Linked DNA regions of Homo sapiens: all the other regions are linked to region 3. The links are chromatin contacts, found by Hi-C or POLR2A ChIA-PET in ENCODE. All regions are on one chromosome and are shown on one strand. Each heading gives the region's core, a stretch centred on a gene start or an enhancer-like site at or near the end of the contact. The rest is flanking DNA. Distances are from core to core; before and after follow the strand shown.

Evidence for each region. Hi-C counts contacts between places; a loop is a spot of excess contacts on that map. ChIA-PET counts read pairs that join two places held with the same protein, here RNA polymerase II (POLR2A). Pooled maps may share reads with other maps.
Region 1: a map of naive thymus-derived CD4-positive, alpha-beta T cell shows a loop between it and region 3 (6-fold over the local background). The contact joins the promoter of GNL1 here to the promoter of PRRC2A in region 3. A Hi-C loop is called at or near these places in 1 of 168 maps with a recorded cell type or tissue (naive thymus-derived CD4-positive, alpha-beta T cell), 1 of 37 single-sample maps with no recorded cell type and 10 of 50 pooled maps.
Region 2: a loop to region 3 is called in a pooled map, with 3 times the contacts of the local background. The contact joins the promoter of TAP2 here to the promoter of PRRC2A in region 3. A Hi-C loop is called at or near these places in 9 of 50 pooled maps. POLR2A ChIA-PET finds 5 or more read pairs at or near these places in 2 of 52 experiments (WTC11 and activated CD4-positive, alpha-beta T cell).

Annotation. Positions count from the first base shown.
Region 1 is chr6:30,554,687-30,558,277 of GRCh38, reverse strand. It overlaps GNL1 (G protein nucleolar 1 (putative)), which reads left to right and starts at 1,789. Exons shown (of 12, transcript NM_005275.5): 1 at 1,789-2,147; 2 at 2,558-2,723; 3 at 3,087-3,223; 4 at 3,363-3,514. The coding sequence starts at 2,075. It overlaps PRR3 (proline rich 3), which reads right to left and starts at 983. Exons shown (of 4, transcript NM_025263.4): 1 at 828-983; 2 at 66-128. The coding sequence starts at 933. RefSeq lists enhancers at 816-1,380, 1,381-1,945, 1,946-2,511.
Region 2 is chr6:32,836,628-32,840,064 of GRCh38, reverse strand. It overlaps TAP2 (transporter 2, ATP binding cassette subfamily B member), which reads left to right and starts at 1,326. Exons shown (of 12, transcript NM_001290043.2): 1 at 1,326-1,412; 2 at 1,828-2,324; 3 at 2,414-2,528. The coding sequence starts at 1,832.
Region 3 is chr6:31,618,912-31,622,471 of GRCh38, reverse strand. PRRC2A (proline rich coiled-coil 2A) reads right to left here and starts at 1,757. Exons shown (of 31, transcript NM_004638.4): 1 at 1,614-1,757.

The sequences.
Region 1 (3,591 bases), core at 540-3,039, 1.1 Mb after region 3:
TTTATCCCCTCCCTTGCTGTCTTCTCTACGACCTAATACAAGGATCAGGGCCCCTTCCTCCTCACCTGACTTAGGGTCGCCAGGTTTTCCATTGGCCATGGGGGGAGGGCCCAGAAGGCTGGGTGGTCCTAAGAGCAGACATGAAAATATGGTCATCAGAATGGATTAAAGGACTGATGATTCTGTTCTTAGGTGTTTTTCTTGTATTACTTATTTCTTAATTCAACCAGTAAAGTCAGGTATATTTTCAGCAGTCTTGGGAGTTCTCACCCCATCTATCTGCCCTTTTTTCTGCAAAGCTGTTTCAGGGTTTGCAAAAAGTAGATATTCAATCAAAGGGGATAATGCAGGAAAAGATACTGACAACTTTTTTTCTTCACCGTACCGTCGCTATCCAAAACAACCTAAGTGTCTCCAGACATGAACCAATCCCTCACCTTAACTGCTGGCCAGAGGACTAGTTTAGAGAAAGCTGCACCTGTACCTTTTCAGTCAAAGTCTGGATACAAACTGTCATCCCAGTCATCGCAATCTGCAACATCTCTACTACCCCTTTCCCCTACTGTTCTGCGGCTGCGCAAAAGAGCTCTTTATTCTCTCCACCCCCGCCTTCTCCAGAAAGGTCTGGGGCCGTATTGAGGTTGATGGTTCCAGTAAGAGAACTCCTGGTTCAAGGCTCCATTTGGGAGAGCCCCACTTCCATCCCTCCCCAGCGCGTGCGCCCTTCCTCCTTCCGTTACAGCCCCCTCCTTCGCACCTTATTAGCCCCTAGCCCCTTGCCCGGACGGGCTTGACAGGCATGTGCACATCCCTCCCAGACCCCTCACCGATGGGACTCCCATCCTCCTCATCTCCAGTCTCTTCCCGCTCGGGCAGCGGGGGCTGCTGCTGTGTCGGTGGCTGGTGATGATTCTGCTTCTTTCGTTTCGGCATCGTGTCTGCGGCAATGGCTGCAGCGGGATTTGGAGGGTAGTGAGGAAGGGGCACGCGGGGATTCTGTTTCCGCTTCCGGGGGGTCGGTGGGCAGCAATGCTGAGGCTCCCGCCATTCCACTTCCGGAAGGTTGCGGAGAACATCTGCGGCGGCCGCATTCCGGAGCCAACTGCCTCCCTCCGTCTCTGCCAGGCATGGCGGCAACCTCACACCTTCCCTTTGCTGCGTTTCTATAAATGCTTTGAAAAAATTACTCTTTTCTTCCCTCGCTGGAAAACACCACAACCAGCTCCTCAGAGTGTGTCACAGAGTCAACAGGCTCTCGGGCCAGAGGGCCTGAGAAGAGGACTGTCGCACCGTAAGATCGCCACATCCGGTCCTCGGTTACTATGGTAACAGCTGCAGGCACAACTTCGTGCCCTTTGACCTCCCCCCAAAAGTCCTTGTCCCGCTTGGGTTTCCCTTCTCGCCCGCTTTTGCACTTATGATCTGTAAACCTGCTCCTTATCATCGTTCCCACAAGGAATTTGGGTCCCAACAGGTCGGCACCCAGGACTCTCAGACCGCCGCCCTCCCCTAAAGACCTCTGACCGTGCCCCCGGTGTAGTCCAGCAACCTGGACGCAGTCTCGGCTTTCCACTAAGGTCAAGCCCGGGGCTTTGTAGTATAGCCTCAGCGTGTCCACGCCCCCTCTCCCCTAGGTAGTAGGCCCCGCCCTCCGCTCCGCCGCCCCCTCCAGGTGAGTGGTAGGTTCTCCCGGGAGCGCAAGGTAGTGATGACACGCGCCCCCCCTCCTCCGAACGCGAGTTGGTAGCGTCCGTGACGGAGTTAGCCTGGTCCTCCCACGCGCGCCTCCTTCCTCGCCGCCGGGGCGCCCTCTCGGTGCCACTGGCTCTCACGTGCCAGTAGCCCACCCCGCATCATCCTCTCGCCTCGCTCCTGGAGGGAAGTGACTATATCTCCCCCGTCCGCCTTCCATCGCCGCCGCGGCGGTAATTCTGTCGGGCCCGCCCGCTGACGTCACCTGCTAGCCCCGCCTCCTCTAGGGTCCCGGGCCCCTGCGGCGGGGGCTGCCCCGGGGGGCAGTCAGTTGAGGCGGCGGGAGCTCGGCGGAGGGCGGGCCAGGTGACTGGTCCGGGCCATGCCGAGGAAGAAGCCATTCAGCGTGAAGCAGAAGAAGAAGCAGTTGCAGGACAAACGGGAGCGGAAGAGAGGTCAGTGCGGGAGCGGGAGGAGGGGGCGGGGCTCGGGCTTCCGCACATCTGGAAGGAGGGGTGTGCCCGCTGCACCTCTGGGGATCGTGGGAGGGGGTCGTGGGACCGCGTCAACCCTCGCGGCCTATCGCGGAGGGGATCCCCCACCCCCCCTACATCTGGAAGGGGTGGGGAAGGATGGAGAGTTGGGGGAGGGGAATCCCTCCAGCTAGCACGGGGCGCCGTCCCCACTGCTCCCTGAAGGAGTGACTCCCCCCACGCACATCCGGGAGGGTCCCAAATAGGGTGTCTGGGAGGACTGAACATCGGAAGAAGTTGAGTGGGATGAAAGGGAGTCAGGCCGATGGGGGAGAGGGTCTTATGGCCCCTGAGAGCTGGCCAGCACTGGCGTCACCGGCCCCTCCCCGCAGGGCTTCAAGATGGGCTGCGCTCCAGTTCCAACAGCCGCAGCGGGAGCCGGGAGCGGCGAGAGGAACAGACCGACACCTCGGACGGGGAGTCTGTGACCCATCATATCCGCAGGCTTAACCAGCAGCCTTCTCAGGGGCTGGGTCCACGAGGCTACGACCCAAATCGGTGAGGGTGGGAGGGGGCGCTGGTCCCGGCTTTCCCGCCTACCCGGAAGTCAGAGCTTTGGGGGAAAGCGGGCTGCTACTGGTGAAGACGGTGGGCCTGGGATGCCACAGTTCTCCGCTAGCCACTCGGCTCCCCACAGCGGGCCACAGTCTTCCTTTCCAGAGGGGCTGGAGAGAGTTGGGCTTTTAGAAGGAGAAGGCTGAGTATTGCCTGAAAGAAGGACTTGGGGGAAGTCTGACTTGAGAGAGGAGACTTGAACGACTCTGGAGAGAATGGTTTGCGAAGTTGATTGTACAAGAGGGGAGAAAATAGGAGTTTGTGGCCACAGGATTGCTCTGGATGTCTCGGTCCCTGTTCCCTTAGATACCGACTGCATTTTGAGAGAGACAGCAGGGAGGAGGTAGAGAGGAGAAAGAGAGCAGCCCGGGAGCAAGTTCTACAGCCGGTCAGTGCTGAGTTGTTGGAGCTGGACATCCGGGAGGTGTATCAGCCTGGCTCAGGTGAGTGAGAGCAAGACAGGCATTGGGCTGGGGAAGGAGTTTGGAAAGGTAAAAGCCGACTGTGAGGAAGGAGGGGTCTGGGATGTACTCTTGAATCCTGAAGATTTCCTCACACTTGGACTTTTTCCTGAATTCCCAGTTCTGGACTTTCCTCGACGTCCTCCTTGGAGCTATGAGATGTCCAAGGAGCAACTAATGAGCCAAGAGGAACGGAGCTTCCAAGACTATCTTGGGAAGATTCATGGGGCTTACTCCTCTGAGAAACTCAGCTACTTTGAGCACAATCTGGAGGTGACAGTGTACTCTAGGGACAGGAGTGGGGCATAGTGACCTATGGTCAAATTGGTTTGGGATCAGGCTGGAGAGGG
Region 2 (3,437 bases), core at 77-2,576, 1.2 Mb before region 3:
ATGCTTGAAAGTAGGAGCATGAGCTTGAGCATGGAGCTTTTTTCATTAGAGAGAGATTCTTAAAATGCCAGAATGAATAGAGTTGTAAAACTTTAGCGAGCCCCTACTTAAAATCCCTCCTCCCCACCACCACTATTTTAAACTTTAAGTGACTCCTTGGTAGTCACACAGGTAACATTTCAAAATGGTGATCTGGAATCCAAGCGACCCTTCCTTTGGGGAATTTGTTTGTTTGTTTGTTTTTAGTTTGGGAGGTGGTTTCAATCTGAAGAGTCCTTTCTGGAATAAACGAATCTTTCTGTTGCATAGGAAGGCTCTGGGTCAGGAAGGATATTTAAAAACCTAATTACTGTTCTAAACAGTGTTAAAATAGAACAAGAACCAAAGCTCAGTACGGGGCATTTCCCTCATAGGCTGAAGGTGCGCCCAACATAATTTGGAGTACAGACTCAGAGGCACCTGAACACGCGCCAGCTCAAGGTGCTCCGGCTGAGAAGGACGGATGAAGATGAACGCTCAGGGCCTACTAAATTCAAAGTCTGTACGTGAAAATCCCCTTTGGCCTGGTGAGATTGGTTGGAACCTTCTATTTAGGAGAGCCCGGCTCGCTCGCCTAAAACTGGAGCTTGCATGGAAGAGGGCACTTTTTTTTTTTTTAGACGAAGTCTCACTCTTGTCGCCCAGGCTGGAGTGCAATGACCCGATCTCGGCTCACTGAAACCTCTGCCTCCTGAGTTCAAGCGATTCCCCTGCCTCAGCCTCCCGAGTAGCTGGGATTACAGGCGTCCGCCACCACGCCCTGGCTAATTTTTGTATTTTTAGTAGAGACAGGGTTTCACCATGTTGGCCAGGCTGGTCTCGAACCCCTGACCTCAGGCGATCCGCCCGCCTCGGCCTCCCAAAGTGCTGTGATTACAGGCGTGAGCCACCGCGCCGGACCAGAAAGAAGGCACTTCTTAATAGTAGGCTCAGAGCTTGAAGTAGTAACTTTGAGAAAATTCAGTGATTCTCCAATTACAAAGCATTCTCCAATTACAAAGCAAGGACAACAGATAAAGTTGCCCTTGAGACAACTGTATTTTACTTAATGATAAAGAAACATTTTTGCAGTTTTATATCCCAGAGTAACCGCCACTAAAGGCGAGTGAGACTCATTGCAGGCCTGTACAGTGCGAACCAGAGTTCGGGCTCCAGTTCCGCTGTCTGCGGGTCTCGCGCGCCCCCTCCCGGCGGCCCAGCCCAGAATGAAGGCCTTGGCTGGGGAAGCGAAAGCGAAAGCTGCCCGAGCCCTGACGCCCGCCCTGGCCGAGCGTAGCTGGCGGACCAGAGCCGGTAGCGAGGTTGGGAGAGACGGAGCGGACCTCAGCGCTGAAGCAGAAGTCCCCGGAGCTGCGGTCTCCCCGCCGCGGCTGGTGAGTTGGTGCGGAGGGGAACCTGGAGCGCCAACAGGGACGCAGCCCAAGTGACTACCCACTCCACGCTCCTGCTTCCCAGTCCCTCTGCACCCGGCGATAGGAGGGAGCGGAGCCCGGACCACTTAGCTCGCCGCGGCAGGCGGGGGTGGGGGTGGGGGTCCGGGGATTTTTTTTTTTTTTTTTTAAGCACGAGGCTCCTGATGGTCATGCTTCCAGCTCCCCAGAAGGCCGAAAGCTGTCTGTCGTAGGAGGGGTGTACGGATGAGCACCGGTTACTCAGGAGAGCTCTCAGGGTTGAATAGGATAAAATGAGAAGCCGATGGACGGGTTAGGCGGAGCCGGGCGGGTAGGAGGGCAGGGACAAGGATTGGGACTCCACCCCCATGATTTCTCATCTCGTATCCGTTGACAGAGCCATGCGGCTCCCTGACCTGAGACCCTGGACCTCCCTGCTGCTGGTGGACGCGGCTTTACTGTGGCTGCTTCAGGGCCCTCTGGGGACTTTGCTTCCTCAAGGGCTGCCAGGACTATGGCTGGAGGGGACCCTGCGGCTGGGAGGGCTGTGGGGGCTGCTAAAGCTAAGAGGGCTGCTGGGATTTGTGGGGACACTGCTGCTCCCGCTCTGTCTGGCCACCCCCCTGACTGTCTCCCTGAGAGCCCTGGTCGCGGGGGCCTCACGTGCTCCCCCAGCCAGAGTCGCTTCAGCCCCTTGGAGCTGGCTGCTGGTGGGGTACGGGGCTGCGGGGCTCAGCTGGTCACTGTGGGCTGTTCTGAGCCCTCCTGGAGCCCAGGAGAAGGAGCAGGACCAGGTGAACAACAAAGTCTTGATGTGGAGGCTGCTGAAGCTCTCCAGGCCGGACCTGCCTCTCCTCGTTGCCGCCTTCTTCTTCCTTGTCCTTGCTGTTTTGGGTGAGTCAGGAGAGGACGTTGTGAGTTGGAGGTGGTAAAAGGGCCTGGGCACCAGCACATTCTTGTGTTATTTTTCATGCCTCTTTCAGGTGAGACATTAATCCCTCACTATTCTGGTCGTGTGATTGACATCCTGGGAGGTGATTTTGACCCCCATGCCTTTGCCAGTGCCATCTTCTTCATGTGCCTCTTCTCCTTTGGCAGGTAGGTGGTGGGCAGCTGGGTCCATTTGCTAGCCCCAAATCTTTATAGGGGTCTTCACTTCCCTAACTCCATTTCTAGGCCCTTTCAGGCGCAAAACACAAAAATACTTAAACTAAAATATGGTGAATGTAGTCACCATTCTGTTTCATCTATCCATTCATTTCTTCCTTCGTTCATATTCATCCAATATCTTCAAAGTTTATCTGATCTTATTATAGGAACAAGTTATGAGTGAAGGTAGTACAAAAGGAATTTAAGTCTCAGATGGAATGTCTCTCAGTTGTCTCTCAACATTCCTAGGTCCATGAAATTCCATTTCTTTCTGCCTCCTACCTCCTACCCCTAAGTCTGTCTCCAAAGTATCTCTCCAGGGTCACTCCCTCAGGATGGGTATGCTTCTCCCTTTCACTCTTCTTTCCCAGCTCATCTTGCCAGTCCCTGAAGATCTTACTCTGAGGCTTATCACCTTTCTTTCCAGAATCATTACTCTTTTCCCTTCACTTGCTTTCCTTTCTCTTTCTAGACATACTCAAACAAACAAACTGTTTGATAAGGCTGGGACTGGGATGAGGTGAGCGAGGCACCTGGGGTGCAAAGTTTAAGGAGGTGTGCACTCACCTTACCCAAATCCCAGCCGGCCTGATTGTCTCTATTTTTATGGTCATACTTAATTTAGAGTACCCTCGAAAACCATTTCATTGTGCCTTCATTCCATCCTGGCTGCTTTCTGCTGAAACTACAGTCGTGCACTGCATAACGAAGTTTAGGTCAATGATGGGCCACATATAAGATGGTGGACCCACAAGATTATAATACCATATTTTTACTGTACCTTTTCTATGTTTAGATACACAAATACTTACTTCTGTGTTACAGTCGCCCACAGTGTTAGGTGCAGTTATATGTTGT
Region 3 (3,560 bases), core at 508-3,007:
CTAGTATAAACACTCTGCCCTTTGTGCCTGTCTACAAAGAGTAATTCCCTACAAGTAATAATCTCTTCTCTCTCCACCAAAATCGTTTCAGAGACTTACAACAGGACAAATTCAAGCAAGAGAAAACTAAAAAAGAAGCATACAATTCCATCAGAGAAGAAGAAACAACACTTTAGATTCCCTGTTTATTGGACACAAGCTCCCTAATCATGCCCCCAGGGCCCTGTACCCCAGGCTCCCAGCCCAGCAGCCTCGTGTCCATCTGGGAAGGTTTGCAGGAAGGTATGCTGGGAGTTTAAGGATTTTATGAGCTTGCTCAGCCGGAATGGGGGTTGGTACCAGAGAAATCCTCATAGAACAACTAGGGCTGTACATACTCCCAGGCTATAGGAACCTCAAGTATTTGAAATATCCCATCTTTTCCTAAACTTGCTCCTGTATTGGCTCCTGGAAAAAATCGCCTCCAGATGAAATACTGTTTTACCATATGAAGAACTGAGAAAAAGCATTATGGAGCCACCTTAGCACCCTGTAACCATGGGCCAGAAAACAGAGGGCCAAGGCCAGAGCCATCTTCGTTTTCCTATCCTCATTAAAAATGTCCATCACCAGTGTTTCTTTACTCGATACCTCCAGCTCCCTAAGCAAGCCGGACGACAGGTCTCTCAGTCCATTCCAGAGTGACCAGGCATTCGTTTATGGACGGGAACAGTGTAAAGAGATGAGAAATAGTGGGGAAGAAAGCAGGGAAATCCAGACAGGCCCAGAATGAAAGCTAAAATTGGGGAGAAAGAACTTTATGACAAGCTAGAGATAAGATGGATGTTGCTTCGTAGGTGTTTGAGGAGGCCAATCTGTGAAGATAAATATATGAAGGGAAAACGAATACAAGAGTCATGTAGCGAATAGACCAAAACTAACAGAAAATAATGAATACGAAAGCAGGTGGAAAATATATGGAAACAGGAATGGCAAAAAAAAAAAGGATGTAGACAACGAAGTAAGGGGGCAGAGGCCCAAGAAGAAAAACGGGGTTGGGGGAGAAAGGAGACGAGGAACAGGAAAAATGAAAAAGCAGACATAGGGCGACTGAGCAACATAGAAAGCAAAGATGCTGGGATAAAAGCAGGATTCTAGAGTGGGAGTGGCTCGACACGAAGAGGGGCGTCCAGAGGGGGGAACACAGCGCTGGATGATAGGAGGGGGTCCAATATGGAGGAAAAGCGCCCTTCCGAGAGAACCGTCGGGCGCGGCCCACCACCACGGGGCGGCAGCCGGGGAGGGGGCCCACAAATGGGGGTGAAAAGCCAGGAGCGCAGCGGAGGGTAGGGAGTTACGGACCCAGGCGCAGGGGTCACCCCCTGAAGCCAAGACGGTGGGTGGTTAGGGGCAGACTACGGATCCTGAATGAACTGCCGGAGGTGCGGGTCCCGGAGTAGAGGTACCGGAGGGGGAGGGGCAAGCAGGCCCGGCAGCAGGAGGACAAAATGGCGGCGGCTAATGGCAGCTTCTCCTCCCCCCGGCCCACCACCGCCGCCGCCGCCGCCACCGCCACCGCCACCACCTCTCCCGCGCCGGAAAAGGGCGTCAGCGCACGGTTCACCCAGACTCACCTGGCCGGGTGCGCGGGGATCCGGGACCCGGGCCTAGGGGCTCCCCGGGACGGGATGGCGGTGGGGCGGGGGAGGATGGCGGCGGATGGCGCCGGGTTCGGCTCCTCCCGTCTCCCTCGCTCACTCCGCGGCTGAGCCCCGACTAACGGCCCATCCGGGCAACCGCCGCCCCCGGGAGCACCCCCTCCCACCTCCCACCTCCCTCCGCGCCTAGACACGCCCCTTAATTTGCATAAAGGGCGGGGCACTTTCTACCCTAACCCTCTACTTCCAGGGCTGTCTTTAGTTTAAAAAAAAAAAAAAAAGGGCCGGGCGCGCGGAGCATGCGGAGGTTATTTGCATAAAGAGGAGGGACTTAAGGGCACTAGGACCCCGATTGGCTAAGGAGGCGGGCCCCCAGCGTCGGCCGTTGAGCCGTGTTGAGGGGGCGGGAATGCGGTGCAGGTCGGCTGGGCGGTTGGGACGCAGAATTTACACGACGAATGTGGGAGAAAGAGGCGGAGCGTGCGTCGGACGTTAGTAGAAAGATGGGAGCGGAGAGACGTTGGGACGCCAAAAGTGGAAGGCAACGACACACGGCCCGTGGCGCCTTCAGCTAGGGAGAAAGAGAGAGAGGACGGGGGCTGGCGGGCGGGATTAGCTGCCGGAGGGCTGAGTTTCCGCAGGCCTGGTAAGAGTTCCAGCTCTCGCATCCCTTTGCCGTGAGTTTGAGGAGGTGGTTGGAGCGGGGAAATGCACCAGAGGGGCGGGGCCTTCCAGTTATTATATTACGTCATGCAAATGAGGTGGCTAGACAGACCAATCCAAAGGCCCCGGGAAGCGTTTCGTCCGCACCACGCAGCGTAGGCATTCTTCGGGCAGTTCTACCTATTTGCATAATGTATGCAAATCATTTGAACAAAGATAGGCTAGGAATGACTCGTTCATCAAAATATGGGCAACCATCGACTAAGACGGACATTTAATTTTATAACCTATAATTTTCATGAATAAATTTTTATATTTGAAATTATTGGGAATTTGTAATTTCTTAACAATGGGTTTCATTTTGTGAAATGCAGTACTGTTACCCTCCTTTGTCTCTTACTACCCGATTCTAGAACTCTCTGCTCCCATCAGAGTTATACCCATTCAACAGATCATTCAATGACTATGATTTGAAGGCGCTGGAGATAATGCACAGGATATTATAGAAGTAGAGAAATAAGGCCTGGCGCGGTGGCTCACGCCTGTAATCCCAGCACTTTGGGAGGCCTAGGCAGGTGGATCACGAGATCAGGAGTTCAAGACCAGCCTGGCCAACATGATGAAACCCCATTTCTACTAAAAATACAAAAATTTGCCCTACGTGGTGGCGGGCGCCTGTAATCCCAACTACTCGGGAAGCTGAGGCAGAGAATTCCTTGAACCAGGGAGGCGGAGGTTGCACTCCAGCCTGGGTGACAGAGCAAGACTACGTCTCAAAAAAAAAAAAAAAAAAAAAAAAAAAAGAAGGATGGGCGCGGTGGCTCACGCCTGTAATCCCAGCACTTTGGGAGGCTCAGGCGGGCGGATCACCTGAGGTCACGAGTTCGAGACCAGCCTGACCAACATGGAGAAACCCCGTCTCTACTAAAAATACAATTACCCAGGCGTGGTGGCGCATGCCTATGATCCCAGCTACTCGGGAGGCTGAGTCGGGAGAATCGCTTGAACCTGGGAGGCGGAGGTTGTGGTGAGCCAAGATCGTGCCATTGCACTCCAGCCTGGGCAACAAGAGCGAAACTCTATCTCAAAAAAAAAAAAAAAAGAAAGAAGTAGAGAAATAAAATATGATTATGCCTGGGGTGATTGAGAAATGTTTCTAGAAAAACTCTTATTAAGAGATATGAGGCCGGGCGTGGTGGCTTATGCCTGTAGTCCTGGCACTTTGGGAGGCTGAGGCGGGCAGATCACAAGGTCAAGAAA